Regions from separate parts of the Homo sapiens genome. Here region 2 is linked to region 1. Evidence: read pairs that join two places in POLR2A ChIA-PET (ENCODE). Cell type or tissue: HCT116. All regions are shown on one strand. Each heading gives the region's core, and the rest is flanking DNA. Links, peaks and the distances in the headings are about the cores only.

What was found. Peaks named below come from ENCODE experiments on the same cell type or tissue, not always from the same donor. Only the 100,000 strongest peaks of a DNase experiment are listed, where the experiment ranks them.
Region 2: POLR2A ChIA-PET joins it to region 1 with 9 read pairs; 1 of 35 experiments calls an interaction of 5 or more read pairs at or near these places.

Annotation. Positions count from the first base shown.
Region 1 is chr5:92,942,737-92,952,832 of GRCh38, forward strand. No RefSeq gene overlaps it. Among named protein-coding and RNA genes, the nearest start is that of LINC02058, 8.0 kb to the left of the region's middle. In HCT116, for the core only: no CTCF peak of the experiment used is centred there; no DNase peak of the experiment used is centred there; H3K27ac peaks cover 1,664 bases.
Region 2 is chr5:92,745,289-92,755,384 of GRCh38, forward strand. No RefSeq gene overlaps it. Among named protein-coding and RNA genes, the nearest start is that of LINC02058, 190 kb to the right of the region's middle. In HCT116, for the core only: no CTCF peak of the experiment used is centred there; a DNase peak (open chromatin) is centred at 4,843; H3K27ac peaks cover 1,307 bases.

The DNA.
Region 1 (10,096 bases), core at 2,666-6,665:
AATAAATATTTCTTTGATGCTGTATGGATAAATAGATGGAAAAACAAATGAATACATTTTTAACCAAACCAGCAGGCTGAATCTCTTCCTGGCCTGGTTCTTCTTTCTCATTTTTAGCCCCAGTTCTTCTTTCTAGTTTCTAGCCTATTTTCCCTCTCAGTTTGGTTTGGACAGTCTTTCATAAACATATGCACTCCAGTTAAATTAAAACCAACAAAGCTTACACCTAAAGTCAATAGAAATATATTGAACCACAACCATAAACAAGGCACTCATTGTCTTAGAGCTGTTTGCCTCATAGAAGGCATATTTGTCACAGAGGACCTATAGCATGATAACTAATACTTTAACTAGAAAAGGCAAAATTGGTCTTTTCAGCTTAAGGGGAATATTTTTTGTTTTGTGTGAAAGAACATGATTTATCTTTTGAATAAGGGCATCATCAAAACGTGATGATTAGGCACTAACACTACTGTCTTGTAAAACAGGTATCAGTAGGAAGGTAGAACCATATGACCTAGACAATTTAGCTGTTGTACATCAGAGACCTGTGGAAATGCCAAAGGCTAAAAGAAATCTAGTGTGTGATTCAGGTAATTTCAGAGCAGTTTTTAAGGTTTAAGAAGAAATTACTCTTTCTTGTTTGTTTGTTTATTTAGTTAGTTTGGGTAAGGATGGTTTATGCCACATATTAATAGTTCTGTTCCTGGTAGTCTAGTGACTAAGATAAAAATAAAATTTAAAAAAAGTAAAAAAAAGTTCTGACTTTTTTTTGATGGTGATGAATTGATAAATGTGAAAAACAACTAATTCTGCCATTGTTCTGAAAATGACAAATACTATCTTAGCAATGCACTTTCAAAAAGTTCAACCCATTCTTAAAGTGAAATAAACATTGAAAATTCTGTCTTCCATATGAGACAGAGGGAAGAGTTTAGGATAACTACACCTTCATTGCAGAAAGACTATAGTGATGCTTCAGAAAATAATTGGATGCTAAGCATATAGAGAAAAAGTATTTTATTTTATATAATTATTATTTGCCTTTGTATGCAAATAAAAAAAAGTTTATCCAGATAGTCTTTAAACACTGTTGGAAACTCGTGGAAAGAAATGAATAAGTAGTTCTCAGGAATGGATTATATGCCCAGAAGTTTGTCATGTGGTACGTTTTCCTGCATGACCTGAAACGTAAGTTGATTTTTATTCAATTATCTATTAAATATCAGGCAAAAGAAGTCTTCTTATTGGTATTTAAATAGAATTAGAGAATGCTAGATCTTGAAGGGAACGTAGAACTCATCTGATCCAATCCCCTCACTTTTACTGATAAAGGATGGTGAAAATGAAGTTATTAAGCAATTGCCCAAAATTGCAGTTAATAACTGGTGTGGCCAAAACTCAACCTCAAGTTCAGTGCATTTTGAAATAAATATATATATATATATATATTTAATTTTATTTCTATAGACAGTGGTAGGCTCTGATTCCCATAGAGTTGAGAAGCTCAATTAATAAAAATCTAAACTTGACCTGCACACAGGATTTCACTAGGAACCACTGTAGAAAATCACATGCCATCCCCATAGTGTCTGCGGGCCAATCTAACACAATGTATAAATTGGAAGGGACTGCTGCATTTGAACTGAACATAAATCAACAATGAGCACACTCTCACCCAAGACTAAAATGTAGCCACTTATTAAAGTATTAAGATAATTCCACACTAGCTCAAGGGCCTTAAGTGCACCGTCTGTTCCCCACTGCTAAGACCCCAGCCTCCCAATAATTCAGCAAACAAGGTGGGAAGTACTGGCATGACAAAGGTTTCCAACTCCTGCTCTAAGACTGGCTTCCATTCTGATTGTTGGTGCTTATAATTGTTAAATACGTTAATATTATCCCTGGACCCATCCCATCCCTTTCCCTTCTGTAAATGTTGAAGAGCAGCATTGAAGTACCCTGATACATCCCTATTTATCTAAAGATAAGCTAGGCATGATGAATAAGATTTGTTCAATTACTTAGGAAGAACCTGATATTTAATTATTCAGTGTTCCATTGAAAAGTCAGCTAAGATGCTATGCTGAAAAAGCCTACTGTAATTTTTGAAAGATTAAGGCACTTCCAGTTAGAAATAGCACTGAAGTCCAGATAGTGTAAGGTTTCCACAGCAGATCACTTTCTCATGGGCACAATTTTGTACCCTTAGGTAGTAATATCAACAAAAATTGCTGCTGCTTCAAACCAAGAGCACAGTGGACAAGTTAGAGTCTTCAAAACTAAGCAGGAGTACAACTCCTAGCTTCACAATTGCCCCTGAACTCTGTAAAAATTTAGCCCATTACATTGAAGAAACATGTAGTTTAATAAGTGTCAAAACTTATAGGGAAAAGTAGCCTTTGAACCCCTTCCTCCTGAAAAAGAAAAAAAGGAAAGATAACAGTTGAACCAAGTCAGTGGTGAAGATTAAATAGAAACAGGAAATTAGAACTATGAGAAAATATTACATAAAAGGCAAACAAGCACAGAACAAATAAAATAATGCATAACAGGAAGGGATCCAAACCAATACAAACAACTGCAAAGGATCTTCTTGGCAGACTTTCACACACAGAATTTGAGGAGGACAGAAACATTTAATTGTTGAGTAATACTTCTTAAATGATGTTTTACCTCAAGAAAATCGTATCAGTAAAGAATGTGAAAACGGTTGGGCAGCTGCGTCCACCCCTTCTAACCAAAGCCCAGCTGCAGGAAGAAAAGCCAGAAACAAGAGAGGAGACAAAGAATAATGAATGAGAGGATGAAATCCAGAAAAAAGAGAGAAATTATAATGAGACAGTGAAAAATTAAGCTGCAACTCAGAAAGATAGGCCAGAAAAAAAAGCTTTAAACAAACTGTAGTAAATGTAATTTAGAATGTTTTTAAACTCAACTATTGAAAACAAGTCTTTCTGAAACTAATTTGTAAGACTGGCAGATCCTTGAAACTCTTGTCCCAGTGGTGGAATGACTGAAAGACAGCACTATGCACTCACCATGTGGGCTCTCTGTGCTGCCAAGAGCTGTTTATAAAGTGGACTTAACTGAAAAATGGGTGAATATTTGACTAGTGGTTTTCTCTCTGATGTCTGACAAAGACAAAGTACAAAGGCTTGATACTCCTCTGATAAAGCAAAAAGGGAAATTTATTATTTGTATTTAGCAAAGCATATAGGGGAACTTTGTATTCAAATTATGATAGTGACCTAGGTCTTAAAATTTTACAGTAAACAAATGTAGACTATGAGAGAAAATTCTGCTCAGTGTATGGGCTCAGCTATGAGACCACTTATATTTAAAACCCATTCTAACACTTGCTAGCTTTGTGCCTTGAGAGGGTCCCTTTGAATTTCAGATTACTCATAAATAAAATGAGAATCATAATGATGTCTAACTCAGGATTATTGAGAAGATTAAATTAGCTCACCTATGTAAAATCCTTAGTAAAGTGCTTGCCAAGTGACCAGTAAATGATAGCTCTTCTTATTCTGTGTATATTGAATATCCTCTCTGGCACTATTCCAGAAAGATCTACCTCAGTTTGTTTAATATTTAGTGCTTTGTTAATACATATAATGTGTTTAATAAATCAATAACTATTAGATAAGCTAAGATCATGTCTACAATCAGTCAATAAATAAATGTACGTCGAGTACTTTCCTTGGGCTAAGAGTACAATGGAAATTGAACAGTAAATATATGGACCCTACCCAAAAAGTGCTTATTAACTGAATTAATTTGTGACCAATTTCAGAGAGTAAAACTTTATGTTAAAGTAGGTAGTACAAAAATCTATAAGAGGCCCTGTGCGGTGGCTTACGCCTATAATCCTAGGCACAGAGGCCAAGGCGGGTGGATCACCTGAGGTCAGGTGTTTGAGACCAGGCTGGCCAACATAGTGAAACCCTGCCTCTACTAAAAATACAAAAATTAGCCAGGCCTGGTGCCGGGCACCTTTAGTCCCAGCTACTCAGGAGGCTAAGGCAGGAGAATTGCTTGAACAGGGGAGGTGAAAGTTGCAGTAAGCCGAGATCACACCGCTGCACTCCAGCCTGTGCGACGGAGTAAGATCCTGTCTCAATAAAACAACAACAACAACAAAACTATTAGAGTGCAGGGTAAATCAGTGAGAATGAGATGATCAGAGAAGGCTTAAGGGAGGAGGTAGAAAATAAAGGACACCTTGGAGGATGTGTATGATTACGACAGACGTCAAGCAATGAGACATACTTTCTATTAAAGGAAATGATGCTAGCAGGATTATGGGTGAATGCAGAGTATATTTGACATTGGCTTGACTAATATGAATGGAGTTTTAAAAATATTTTTATTGATACATTATATTTATACATAATTATTGGGTACATGTGGTATTTTGTTACATTCTTGAACTGTGTAATGATCAAGGCAGGGTGTTGGTGTGTCCATCACCTCAAGTATTTATCATTCCTGTGTTGGGAACATTTCAAGTCCTCTCATCTAACTATTTTGATATTTACAATACATTATGGTTAACTACAGTCACCCTACTTTGCTATGGAACATTAGAGCTTATTTCTTCTATCTACCTGCATTTGTACTCATTAACTAAACTCTCTTTATCCTCCTTCCACCCCCCCCCGCCCCACACACACACACACTCTTCCCAGCCTCTGGTATCTATCATTCTATTCTCTTCGTTTATGAGATTAAGTTTTTAAGCTCCCACATATGAGTGAGAACATGCAATATTTGTTTTTCTGTTCCTGGCTTATTTCACTGAACATAATGACGTCCATTTCCATCCATGTTGCTGCAAATGACATAATCCCATTTTTCTTTACACCTGAATAGTATTCCATTGTGCATGTAAACCACATTTTCTCTATCCTGACGTCTGCTGATAGAGATTTCGGTGGATTTCACATCTTTCTTATTGTGAATAGTGGTGTGATAAACACACAAATGCAGATATTCCTTTGATTTACTGATTTCCTTTGGATAAATACCCAGTAGTGAGATTACTGGACCATGTGGTATTTCTTTTAGTTTTATGAGAAATTTTCATATTGTTTTCTATATTGGCTAAACTAGTTTGCTTTCCCACCAACAGTGCATGAGTTACCTGTTTTCCACATTCTTGCCAGCATCTGTTTTTTTTTTCTTTTCAATAGTAGCCACTTCAACTGAGGTATAATGATATCTCATTTTGGTTTTGATTTGCATTTCCCTAATGATTAGTGATGTTAAGCATTTTGTCATATATCTGTTGGCCATTTGTGTGTCTTCTTTGGATACATATCTGTTTGTGTCCTTTGCCCACTTTCTAATGGGAAATTTTCACTGTTTCATTGTTTGAGTTCCTCATATATTTTAAATATTAGTCCCCTGTCAGATGAATAGTTTGCAAATATTTTCTCTCAATCAACAGGTTGTCTCTTTACTCTATTGATTGTTTTCTGTGATGGGAGAAGCTCTTTAGTTTAATATTATCCCATTCATCTATTTTTGTTTTTGTTGCCTGTGCTTTCAAGATCGTAACCATAAAATCCTTGCCTAGACCAATGTCCTGAAGTGTTTCCCCTATGTTTTATTCTAGTAGTTTTATAGTTTCTGGTCTTACATTTAAGTCTTTAATCCATCTTACATTGATTTTTGTGTATGGTGAGAAATAAGGCTCCAGTTTCCTTCTTCTGCATATGGATATCTAATTTTCCCAACCAGTATTTATTTATTGTCCTTTTCCCAATGTATGTTCTTGGTGCCTTTGTTGAAGATCAGTTGGCTGTAAATACATGAATTTATTTCTGGGTTCTCTATTCTATTCCACTGGTTTTTGTGTCTGTTTTTATACCAATACCATGCTGTTTTGATTACTATAGCTTTTTAATATATTTTCAAGTCAGATAGTGTAATGCCTCCAGCTTTTTTTCTTTTTGTTCAGGATTGCTTTAGATATTCAAGCTCATTTTTCTTCTATATAAATTTTAGGATTGGTATTTTGATAGAGATTGCATTGAGTCTGTAGATTGCTTTGGGCAGTATGGTCATTTTAACAATATTAATGTTTCCAATCCATGGGCATGAGATATCTTTTTATTTGTTTGTGTTGCCTTTGATTTCTTTCATCAGTGTTTTATAGTTTTTCTTATAAAGGTCATTTACCTTCTTGGTTACATTTATTTCTAGGTATTTTAATTTTTTGTAGCTATTGTAAATGGGATTGCCTTCTTGAGTTCTTTTTCAGCTAGTTCATTATTGGTGTATCAAAATGCTATTTGTTTTTGTATGGTAATTTTGTATCTTGCAACTTTACTGAATTTACTTATCAGATCTAAAAATTTTTTTTTTGCTGGAGTCTTCAGGCTTTTCTAGATATTAAAACATGTCATCTACAAAGAGAAACAATTTGACTTCTTCCTTTCCAATTTGGATGCCTTTTATTTCTTTCTCTTTCCTAATTGCTCTGGCTAGGACTTCCAGGACTATGTTCAATGGGACTGATGAAAGTCAGAATCCTTGCCTTGTTCCAGTTCTTACAGGTAGGTTTTCAGCTTTTCCCCCATTTAATATAATTTTAGCTGGGCTTTGTTATATATGGTCTTTATTGTGTTGAAGTACATACCTACTATACTTAATTTCTAGGGAGTTTTATCATGAAAGAATATTAAATTTTAGCAAATGCTTTTCCTGTGTCTATTTAGATGATTATTTGACTTTTGTCCCTCATTCTGTTGACATAATGTATCACATTTATTTATTTGAGTATGTGGAACTACTCTTGCATTCCTGAGATAAATTTCATTTGGTCATGATGTATTATCTTTTTGATTAGCTGTTGGATTCAGTTTTGTGTTTTATTGAGAATTTTTGCATCTTTGTTCATTAGGGATATTGACCCATAGTTCTTTTTTGTTGTGTCCTTGTCTGTTCTTGGTGTCAGGGTAATCCTGGCCTCATAGACCCAGCTAGAGGGTATTCCCTCCAAATTTTCAGAATAATTTTAGAATTGTTGTTAGTTCTACTTTGAATGTTTGGTAGAATACAGCAATGAAGCCATCAGTCTTGGACTTTTCTTTACTAATAGACTTTTTATTAGTGAATCAATCTCATTGCTTGTTACTGTCTGTTAATGTTTTCTATTTTTTCCTGACCCAATCTTGGTAGACTGTATGTGTCCAGCAATGTATCCATTTTATCTAGGTTTCCCAGTATGTAATAGTCTCTGATGATCTTTTGTCTTTTTGTAGTATCAGTTGAAATGTCACCTTTTTCATTTTTGATTTTATTTCTTTTAGTCATCTCTCTTTATATCTTGATTAGCCTAGCTACCAATTTACTGATTTTGTTTATATTTTCAAAAAACCAACTTTTCATTGAATTGATCCTTTGTATTTTTTGTTTTAGTCTCTATTTCATTTAGTTCTGCTCCTATCTTTATTATTTCTTTCCTTCTACTAGTTTTGAGTTTGGTTCATTCTTGCTCTTCTGATTCCTTGAGGTACATTGTTAGGCTGTCTATTTGGAATCTTTCTTCTTTGATGTAGGCATTTATTGCTGTAAACTTCCCTCTTAACACTACTTTTGCTATATCTCATAGGTTTTGGAATGTCGTGTTTCAATTCTTATTTGTTTCAAGAAAATTTTTAATTTCCTCCTTAATTCCTTCTTTGACCCAAAGGTCATTAAGGAGCACGTTGTTTAATTTCCATGTATTTTGTACAGTTTCTCAAATTCTTGTTATTGACTTCTTGTTTTATTCTACTGTCGTCTGAGAAGATACTTGATGTGATTTCAACTTTTTAAAAAATTTTAAGACTTGTTTCATGCCTAACATATGGGTCTATATGGGATAATGTTCAATGTGCTTGTATTAGTTCATTTTCATACTGCTATAAAGAACTACCTGAGACTGGCTAATCTATGAAGAAAATAGGTTTAATTGATTCGCAGTTCTGCAGGTTTAACAGGAAGCATGACTGGGAGGCCTCAGTTAGCTTACAATTATGGCAGGAGGTGAAGGGGAAGCAAGCACCTTCTTCACATGGTGACAGGAGAGAAAGAGAGAGAGATACCAAGGAGGGAAGTGCCACAAACTTTCAAACCATCAGATCTCATGAGAACTCACCCTATCATAAGAATAGCATGAGGAAAGTCAGCCCCCATGATCCAATAATCTCTCACCTCGTTCCTCCCCCCAACAATGTGAATTACAATTCAATATGAGATTTAGGTGGGGACACAGAGCCAAACCATATCAGTGCTAAGGAGAAGAATGTATATTTTGAAGCTATTGGGTGAAATATTCTGTAAATGTCTGTAAGTCCATTTGGTATAAAGTGCAGTTTAAATCCAGTGTTTCCTTGTTAATTTTCTGTCTAGATGGTCTGTCTAATGTTGAGAGTGGGGTGTTAAATTCCCCAAATATTATTGTATTGGAGTCTATCTCTCCTTTTAGGTCAATAATATTTGCTTATATATTGGACTGCTCCAGTGTTGGGTACGTATATGTTTAGATTGTTATATCATTTTATTGAATTTATTCCTTTATCATTATACAATGACTTTTTGTCTTTCTTTTTTTCTAATGTTTTTGAATTAAAGTCTGTTTTACCTGAGTATAGCTACTCCTGCCCCCTTTTGTTTTGTGCTTGCATTGAATAATTTTTTCCATCTCTTTACTTTCAGTCTATGTGTGTCTTTACATATAAGATGAGTTTCTTGAAGACAATATATAGTGGGGTTATGGTTTTTATTTTTTAATCCATTCAGCCAGTCTATATCTTTTAAGTGGAAAGTTTTATCCATTTACATTCAGGGTTATTATTGATATGTGAGGGCTTATTCTTATTGTTTTATTAATTAATTTCTGGTTGTTTTGTGTATCCTTTGTTCTTTTCTTCCTACCTTATTTTTATCACTGTGGTGTGGTGGTTTTCTGTAGTGGTAACACTTTAGTCCTTTCTCATCCTTATTTGTGTGTTTGCTGTACCAGTGGGTTTTATACTTTCATGAATTTTGATGATGGTAGATGCCAACATTTTGATTCCAGATGTAGGACTCCCTTAAGTATTTTTTATAGGGCTGGTCTAGTGGTAATGAATTCTCTCAGCTTTTGCTTGTCTGGGAAAAACTATTTCTCCCTCATTTATGAATGGCAACTTTGCTGGGTATAGTATCTTTGGCTGTCAAGTTTTTTCTTTCCACACTTTAAATATATCATCCTATTCTCTCTGGGCTTGTAAGGTTTCTACTGAGAAATTTGCTACTAGTCCAATGGGGGTTCCCTTATAAGTAACTATATACTTTTCTCTTGCTGTTTTTAGAATTCTCTTTTTTTTGACATTTGACAGTTTTACCATAATGTGCCATGGAGAAGATATTTTTGAATTGCATGTTTTTAGGTATCTTTGATCTTTCTGTATCTGGATGTCTAAATCTCCTGCTAGTCTTGGGAAATTTGTAGCTATCATTTTATTAAATAGGATTTCTATCTTTTTTGTTTTTTCTATGTGTTCTGGGACACCTGAAAATTTGAATATTGGGTCACTTTATTGTGTTCCATAGTTATGTAGGCCTTGCTCATTCTTTTCAATTCTTTTTTATTTATTTGTGTTTGACTGGGTTATTTCAAAATACCTTTTTTCAAGTTATGAAATTCTTTCTTCCATTTAATCTAGTCTATTATTGAAGTCTTCTAATGTATTTTGTATTTCACAAAATGAATTCTTCAGTTCCAGAATTTCTGTTTGGTTCTTTTGTGTGGCATCTCTTTGATAAATTTTTCATTCATATCCTGAATTATTTTTTTGATTTTTTTATTTTATTTTTTTCTCTATTCTCTTGCATCTCACTGAGATTTTTTGGAATTATTTTGAATTATTTTCCCCAGGTTTTATAAATGTGTTTTTGATTGTAGTCTGCTATTAAATTATTGTATTCCTTTGGAGGTGTCATATTTTCTTGCTCTTTTATGTTTCTTGTGTCTTTAAATCAATATTTGTGCATCCGGTATAACAGTTGTCTCTTCCAATTTTTTGAATTTGCTTTTGTAGGAGAGAAGTTTTCCCTG
Region 2 (10,096 bases), core at 2,718-6,717, 200 kb before region 1:
ACTCATCTAGGAATAATCCTTATTTTATTTTCAAAATCCTATTACTCAATTAAAACAGGAATGATCTGGTCATTTTTCAAGCATTATGTTGATTGGACTCATTACTCAATGATTTTCTTCTACAGTGATTGATTAAACTGAGAACTATGCGGTATGTGACTTCCCATGAGAACTATGTGGTATGTGACTTCCCAAGGTCTTGGAGCTATCAGAGCTGGGCTTGAACCCACAATTTTTTTGATTCCCCCATAATAAAGTTCAGGGCATCCTTAAGTAGAGGGGCAGAAATGCTTTTGTTTGATTGGTTACATTGTTTGACAGTGGTTCTGTGGGCATTTGGAAGAGAACCTAAAGACAAATCTGATTAAAGTTTCAGGATCATTTGCTGTAGTGGAGAACGAGTTTTAATCTTTGATGAACTTCTCCTCTTATCTACTTTACTGTTTCTCAAAACATATGTACATCCACCTCCAATCCTACTCCTCTCTTCCCATGCCAATTCTCTGTTGAAATGACCAGAATGATGGTACTTGGGCTGATTCTGGGGCTAACAGACATCCCCTTTTTCTGGTCCTTCAGCATTTCTGATATCTTGGCAGACATACTCACATTTTTATTTCTGTTAAGTGTCCCCTAGAAAAGAAATTTATCATTAGTAATCCTCTTTGCTGAAAAAAACCATTACTCTACTGGCATTTGTTTCTACCTTCCTAGTTATCCTCCTCAAGATTAATAAAATATATTGTACAACTTTTGTAGCAGTGAGATTGTATTCTACACACTGAAATGGAAAAAAAAATTAGAAAAGGCAGCAGCTATGGACAGATGGGTAATACACTCAAAACATCAAAATGAAAGAAAAAAATCTATAACGTATACTGACAGTATGGATACTAGAATCTAGTTCTGATTTTCATTTCTGACGCATTGCCAAGGCAGCCAAAAATCAACGAATTATAGGCTGGTTGAGTTGGTGCACAGGTGGCTGAGGCAAGAGGATTGCTGGAGCCCAGGAGTTCGAGGCCAGCCTGTGCAGCATGGTAAGACCCAGCCTCTTTAAAGAAACAAAACAAAACAAATTCTAGAGGTTTAACCTCAATTTCCCTAAGCCATTTCTAGGCCTGGTTTAAATTACTCTTAATTAAATCTACCTCATATGCCTCTATAAATCTCAGAAGAGCACATGGCAGGTGATATAACAGGAGAAAAAGACAACATGTGAAAGTGGGCTGGGAAGTAAGGAAGACTGAAAATGTTTCAACCTTCTGGAAACATATTTAGCAAAACTAAGACAACAGTATATTCTGTATAGCATGACCACTCTTCAGAATAGAATATTGTAAAACTATAAGGAAGTGGAAATCATTCTAATGGTTTCTCTTCACCTTTTACACAGAGTCAGCTACAAATATCAAATACTGAACAGAACTTTGATTTTTCAAAAGTACATCAGAAGCCTGTGAAAATCATGGAAGAGATGGCAAAACGTCCTTGGGCAAACACCTTGTAGACTACTGACACAGCCTAATACTACTTAGGATGCAACCAACTCTTAAATTTCAAGGATGTACTTTTCCTCCAGGCGTGTTTTTGTAAAGAGGAGATAACTACTGCCTTTTAGATGGCTTTCGATTTGACTTTGTGGACTTCCTTTTCTCAATGAAAACTTTAATATGTAAAAATATATTTTCTTCCTCCTTGCATGTATTCTTGTATAATCCACTAAATCCAAGTTGTTAGTCTTTCTCCAAAAACCAATAGGAATGATTATATAGTTACTCAGATGTAATAGTCAAGAGCTATAAAGAGTGTAGGATCAGTCAGTCCCATTGCCATAAGAAGTAAACAAGCTGGTTTTGAGAGACTTAATTCAACTTCATCCTGTATGCTTAGTGTACCCAAAGCATAAGCAGATATGTATTCTGCTAAAATCAGATTCCTTGCAAGTAATGAAAAATAGAGTAGTAATAACAACATCAACAATAGTATTAAATATCATTTTGCAGTTCTGTACAATATGCTCATTCAACATAAGTATTTGTCTAATCTTCCAACAGCCCTGTATGTCATTATTATCTTCTTTTTAAATAAAAAATACAATTTTATTTTTAAATAAAAAAAGAAAACTGAGGTTTGGAGAAATTGATAGCCTGAATTAATGTACTAAATGGCAAAACCAGGATTCAAATTTACACCCTGTGTCTTCAATTTTCTAGCTTGTGCTACTCCCTCATTTTCTTCTATACTCCTAGCTTAGTAAAGATTGCTTTGGTGTCTTAGTGATAGATACGCTGCTGTCTCTAGAAGTCAGCATCATTTCCTTTATAAATTTATCTGAGACAAATTCTATGCTAGATATGGACAAAAATATAAACAGTTTATCAATGTTCAATAAATTCAATATTTGTTGAGCACTTGTTGAATTTACATACATTGTCTTGGATTTGAAGTTATATAAAACTGCAGGGAGCATGAAGATGTTCAAGCTCAAGATTCAGACTTAAGAGATATTATTGATAAATGATTATTAAATATAAGCAGGCAGATAACATCTTCAACTGAGGGAATGTAGCAGAAGAGCAAAGAGGCCAAACACTGTGAGGAGCCACAAATAATGGACAAGGGAAGAAGAGGAGCCAAGGATAGGAAGTAGCTAACAAATTAGCCAATTAAACATCATTGGAATTTCTGTGTGTAAGTAACTGATCATGATACTAAGAAGAACACAAAGTAATAGAAGTCATAGTCAGCTTGATTCGTTTCCTAGTAGAAATTATCATCTAAAATAGAAAATGCTATCAAAAACACTAAGTGAAAATTAGCTTTTAATAAGTATTTATAAAATATGAGTGAAGATCAATAAATAAATCTAGTACAGTTGTCACAAACATGCACAAGAATTTTAATAAGCTAGGGTACTTAAATGGTTTCCCAAGCTCCAATCCAGATTTATAGAATCCAAATATCTACTTAAAGATTTTTCTGTCTTTCCTTCTCTTCTTTTTCTCTTTTTCTTTCTTTCTCTCTTTTCCTTTCCTTTCCTTCTTTCCTTTCCTTTTCTTTTCTTTCCTTTCCTTCTTTCCTTTCCTTTTCTTTTCTTTCCTTTCCTTCTTTCCTTTCCTTTTCTTTTCTTTCCTTTCCTTTCTCCTTCTTTCTACTTTCCCATATAATTCTGATGATGAGACAAGCTTGGGAAATGCCAGTTTAGTGACATAAACAGACACATATTTTGACAGGAATGGAATTTAAAATATTTTTAATATTATCTAAAGTATTCATATAGTTTATTGGAAGAAATGGAATTTCACAGTTCTGGAAATTAATCGTTAGGTAAATAGATGAGTGAGCTTAAGTGAAAGGAAAAAAGAAGAAAGTTTTACAAATATAAGTATGCAATTAGGTTTCCAGTTTCCTATGCATTATCGATGGCATGCTATCTAGTGCTTACCTAAAAGAAGAAACACAGATGGTAGACTGGCAGACTGGTAAGTCCTAATGATTATGTATCCAAACATAGAAGATGAGTTCATTGTGTGCTCGTGCTCTGTGTTCTGATACCTGAGGAAGTCTACCATTTTTTAAGTTGAAGTTTCCAGAATACTTCACCTTTATCTGAAAGCACTTAGGGAACACGGTTGTTGTTTTTGTTTAAAATAATTTTACCAGTGGTACAATTTGAGATATTCTAATACCTATTCTGATAAAATTCAATACCTATGTCAGAAAATGTCACTGTGAGACCTATGCAGAACCCCAGAAACTGACTAATTTTGTACAGAAAACTTGACTTGCTGTATGGTTGTCAAATAGTGTCTTATAAAGTATTAGATGAAGCAAAAGACAAACAAATTTCTTTATATATTCTTGCTTTTAGAACTTATATAAATACTGAAAAGAAGGTGTAAATGTTCGTGATACAATTCAGAGAACTGTATCTCAAGGAGATTACTTATTAATTTCAGAAATATATTTATGTGTAAACCATGGTAGAAAGTATCAAGTAAAATCCTGTTGAAATGAAAAAAAAAACAAAGTAAAAGTAGAAGATGTACCAGAACTAATACAAGTAAAATAGATGGAGTAATTTTGGGAAGAACATTCATGAATTGTGGAATGTTTAAGATAAAAATGTTATTTAGCAAGAATCTGGTCCTTTTTAAAAAATCATAAATTATGAGCATTAACAAGGACTATCCTATAAGTCCCTAGTGGTTAATTGGCTGTGCTTCAGGAATCCATTTATTATTTTTTTGGAAAACCCATGTCCAATAATGTTGACAGTATAAAAGAATGGGGGACTTAGGAGGTAGAACACTTATTTAGTAGATAGAGGCAAAATGAGAATATTATCCCATTCTATTCCAATCTTCAAAATATCACCCTCCCCAGAAATTTCTCAACCAAATACTTTTAAATTGGATTAAACAGATTACTATACAGATTTTTTCATTTTTAATTCTAACAATAGCTATGGATCATAAAAATAAAGGCTACTGGTTGCTCTTTCCCCAAAATACTGGAAGTCTGGAAGGAGAAAATGGCGAAGTGGAAAGCTGATTCTTTCTGCCCAGATTTGGGACATGAGTGCCCCATGTTTAATGCTTAAAAAAGAGAAAATAAACCTTCTCTACTATAGCCACTCTCATCTCATATTCTGGTGAAAATAAGCAAATAGCCTTCCTTTGGAGACTAGCTGAAGAAAAACTCTAAAGCTCTCCCCCCACCATTCTTTTGTCCTCCTCAGATTAAGGAGCTCTTTGTGTTTGTTTTAAAGCAAGATGACTCAGAGACTACAAACACCATTTGAGATAAATTCCTGACAGAAACATCCACCCACGGGTCCATTCCCTTGATGCTGCCTTAACCTTGCCTTCTTAGGTGAAAGTCACCTACAACTTTTCTACTACAACTTTATTAGTTGGATGAGAACCAAAAAACTAACTAGTTCAGAAATTATCTGAGTCAAGAAAAAAAAACAAAAAACCTGTTTTAACAAGTATATACTTGAGTACATGATGCTGCATGCAGAGATATAAACAAACAAACAAAAAATTATAATGAGAGAACTCACGGTGGGATACTGCAAATCCTTGTGGTGGATTGTTTTCTAGTCCCATGAAGGAATAATATAATCTCTATTGGTTTTTATTCTTACTTTTGTTCCTGTGTCACACGTATCAAAGTGGAACTTGAAAACAGTATGTTTTTTAATTAAAGCAACCAAAACTCTACACTTTTGTTCCCAGTGGTGATTCTAACATTAAGTCAGTATTTAGCACAGCTGTTCACACTCCATAAAATAAAGTTACCTGTCTGATAGAAACAATGCATTTTAAGCTTACATTTTGGGAGATTTAAATGTGTAACTCACAGCTCAAAAGACTTTAAGACATGAAATTAAATATAGTAACTCATGGTAAAAGGTGAAAAGTCCCTAGAAGCTTAAACCATAGAAAGGAAGCATTAAGCTTTCAACTTGCATATTTAGAAATGAAACATCTAGACATATGTATTAGGAGAAGTATAATTATTTCTTAGAAGTTTTAATTATTGGTCACTAAAACAAATTTGATTTCATAAATTAAAAATGTAACAATTATAAGTAGATACTGCACAAGTGAATCTATGTTATTCTTATAAAACATAAATATAATACTATTTACTTATTCAGAAGTAATTTTCATATAGAATTATACATTGTTAAATTCAATCATCAGAGGTTTTGTGGTTGTTGTTATTTTTGATTATTTGTTTTTATTTTGTTTTGCTTTGCACTAAGTCCAAAACAAGGGTTATATGAAATTAAAAACATCTGGATACATATTATCATTACTTGCAGAAATTTAAATTAACATTTTATATTACTCTAGATAAAATGATACACATTTTTATCTTTTGAATCCAATATTTTTAAGTTTTTGAGCAAATTATAATCCTATTATAAAAGTCAGAACATCTATTTTCTGTAGGATTATCCTAAATGCATTGAAGCAATAGATCTAGAATTTAAAATTTAGAATTAGAATTTACTATATGGATTGCCCATGTAAATTAGATACAAAACAGAGATTAAGTGTCCTTTATCTCTGTTATTCCCATGTTGTACATTATTTTACAAAAACTTAGCTCTCAAAAATATTTGTAAAATTAAATATTTTTCTATTAATATAATATTTCATACTTGATAGGATATAGTTTCTTTCCTAATAAGATCTTTAAATTGAGCTCAAGTGTTTTGTGTTGACTTGTTTCCATGAATTGTGTAGCTATAATTTAGTTTTTTGAAAGGAAACAATTTTAAAAACCAAAAACTGCATGACACATAAATTACCAAATGTTTTCATACAATAATTTAAAGTGTAGAGATCTAATATGGACAATTCATCTACCTATCCCACATAAAAATGACTTAAAAAAAAAGATACAAGCCATTTGTACAATATAAGTTTACAATGACTAAGAAAGCAGTCGACATTTTTTGTAGATTTCCGTCACGGGTACAAACAGTGAATATTGAATGAGAACAATGAGAAATGTAATGATAACTCTGGAGACTCACAATCTTGTAGTTATTTTATCTAACGTATTATCTTGGCTCCTTATAACCAATATATGTTCAAGATACACTACTATGTAGTATATTTCTCAAACAGGCCATGTGCTTACTTTACCCTAGCATCCATCTGAAACCTCATTTTCATTACCTAACACAATAATCTTTATTTTCTTTTCTGTGGAATCCGTTCTTTCTCCAGCAGCAGGAATAAACTTCCTCATACACCATTTACAATATGTCAGTCCCTTATCAAGAAATATGCTGCCCCTCATAGTACAATAATATTACCAGAAAAGCCTAAAATTTATAAGAGGCACTGAAGGGTATATAAACTAAAGTCACAAATATTCTGGCATTGATTGATTCATTCATTTATCAAATATTAACTGAGGTCCTGATATGTGCCTGGCAAAGTGAAAGTTGTGAAAGCTTCTAGCAATGAAGAAGTGAAGAAGAAAGCCTAGGTCTTTCCCTCAGGTAGCTTGCACTTCCAAATAAGCAACCTAGACCACAGTTAACTCAGCCCAAGATTACCAGGAACACCTGCAGGTGAGCACGTTGTGTGTATTACCTGTTGCAGGGAGGGAGAGCATACGCCTTAGGGAAGCGTAGTGCATCTCAGTGAGAGCACATTAGACAAAAACTATTAAGGGATTTGTGCTCTAGTTGGGTAACACTGGGAGGAGGTTAAGGGAACAAGATCACTCTAGATTGAGTTCTGTCATAGAGCAGGGGTGATTTTATACCCTTGAATATCTCAATAAATCTTATCTGCAGGAAGGGCAGATTAGAGCAGGGTTAAAACTGTAACTGGTTTAGAAAAGCAGTAGCCACTCAGTAAGAAAGGGGATTGGTTGTTGTTTTGTGGATTACCCAGTGACCCATTTGCCCAGATGGGAATGTTCAGTGAGAATTTTATGTTCAACAGGAGAACAACATGGCTTAGCTATAAAAGTCAGATCAGTTTGTATTAATAATATTCTAATAATAATATTGAGGCTTAGGTTTGAGTGTCATAGCAGTTCTTAAGCATCAAAAGCTACTGCTTTTTTTCTCTCACAGATTATACAGGAAATGAACAGAAAAAGGTGATAAATATTACTAGGACTAATTTACATTATGTGGCCGAGAAGACCACTTTGTGAAGATAACATTAAGCTAAGACCTGAGGGGAGGTGATATGAAGAGCTTAGAAAAGAACCTGTCTGCCGGGCGCAGTGGCTGATGCCTGCAATCCCAGCACTTTGGGAGGCTGAGGCAGGCGGATCACGAAGTCAAGAGATCCAGACCATCCTGGCCAACATGGTGAAACCCTGTCTCTACTAAAAATACAAAAATTAGCTGGCCGAGGTGGCGCACACCTGTAGTCCCAGCTACTCGGGAGGCTGAGGCAGGAGAATTGCTTGAACCCGGGAGGTGAAGGTTGCAGTGAGCTGAGATCGTGCCACTGCACTCCAGCCTGCTGACTCAGAGTGAGACTCGGTCTTAAAAGAAAAAAGAAAAAACAACGAAAGAAAGAATGAAAAGAAAAGAAAAGAACCTACCTGACAAAGACAATTGCAAAGATCTTGAAAGAAAGGGCTGGATTTGTTTGAGAACTTAAAAGGAGGACAGTGTCTGGAAAAAAAGCGAGTGGAAAGGGATAATGGCACGTGACCAAAGCCAGAGCTACAGGTCCACGTGGGTTGTAGGAAGGGGTTTACATTTTATTCCAAGGATGGGAAGCATTAAAAGGCCATAGTTTGGGTATATAGAATAACTAATAAGCAACATTATGCTAGGCTCAGCCCATGCTTCATGCTAAGCCCTAACCCACGTTAGGCCCAAACCCAGTGCTATGGACTGAATTGCATTGTCACCAAGTTTATATTTTGAAGTTCTAACCCTGAGTACATCAGAATGCCACTGTATTTGGAGATGTGGTCTTTAAATAGGTAATTAGGTTTAAATGAGGTCATTAGGGTGAGCCTTAATCCAACAGGACTGATTTTCCAAAGAAAACTAGGACACAGAGATATAAAGGGAAGATCACATGAAGAAACAGGGAGAAGATGGCCATCTGCAAGCCAAGGAGAGAGGCCTCAGAGAAACCACACGTACTGTTACTTTGATCTCACACTTTTAGTATCTAGAATTGTGAGAAAATAAAGTTCTGCTGTTTAAGCAACGTGGTCTGTGGTATTTTGTTATGACAGCCTTAGCCAGCTAATACATTGAGATGTCAGTACAGCATCTTTAATACCCAAACCTATGAAATCAATGCTAAGTATCCACTGAATCAATGTCCGCTCTTGCTTGAAAAATAAAAGGTATCACAGTGGCATGCAAAAAGATCATTTCTCTAGGCTTCAAGTCCATGGGGAGCAGTTAGGACAAGAAAGTGACTATAACTCTTCTAGCTCAAAAGTGACGGGACTTATCAGAGGGACCATTGGAATCATACTTTCAAAAATGCAACTCTGTATTTATATTATATCTTTCTTCCAAGTAATTCAAAACACTTCAAAGACATTTTCATATCAATTCTCAGAGCACCCTGTGAAGGCAAGTAGGTGGGAAATATTATCATTCCTATTTGACATTTCTATACGCCTACTCACTTGATTATAAGATCATTTTAACTGAATATATAATTTTTTTCAGAGAAAAGAATACATGCCCAAGAAAGAAAAGATGTTCATAAGAAAAAATAGTATAATTTTGGACTACAGTTACTATCATGTGCTGAATGATGTGGAAATTTGGTGATATACACAATGACCATTGAGATTTTAATTTAGATATTATTTCTTCTTCCTTTTTTATATTTCCTGAGAAAAAGGTAGAAATACTAGCAAAATGGCAGCTATATTTTTTAAATAGCACCAAACTGAGGATAATTGGTCTGTTTTAGTCTCATATTCAAAATATAGTGTTTGTTGCACATTTAAGGAGAGTATTAAAATATTCTGAAGTCCAAAAACCTTAAAATATCAATTATTCTTATTTTTTCCTCTATGTAAAGTACCAGGATATATGATGATTTATAATGAAAAATAGGTTTTTATCAGGAAAGGCAGTTTTAAACAAAAATGTAATTTCAAACTTTCTAACATTGAAAAAAAAAATCACTCCAATGTATATCTTCCCTCTTTGAGAGGCTAAGGACAAACAGCCCTTATTTGTGTGTCTTCCTAATTTTGACAGCTTTATCTCATCTCACTCACTCTCATGCTTCCTAGCCTTCAGATTCACTGAACTTCATACATTCATTTACTTAATCAATAAATATTGGCTCATACTGTAAGGCATGGAGACAAAGTAGTGAATAAGACTAAATAAGGTCCTTCCCTTCATGAAGCATACTTACAGCAGAGAAATAAATTTTAAAAAGCAAAATAGTTCAATATTATCCTAGATGTACTAGTGATAATAAGCAATGACATGAATGAAAGTGACTGAGTAGATGGAACTTTAAAAATGGTAGTTGAGTAAAACCTCTCTGAGAAGGTAAAATTTCTAAGATCTTTTAAAAATGCACCACTGTTTGGAGAGTTGAAT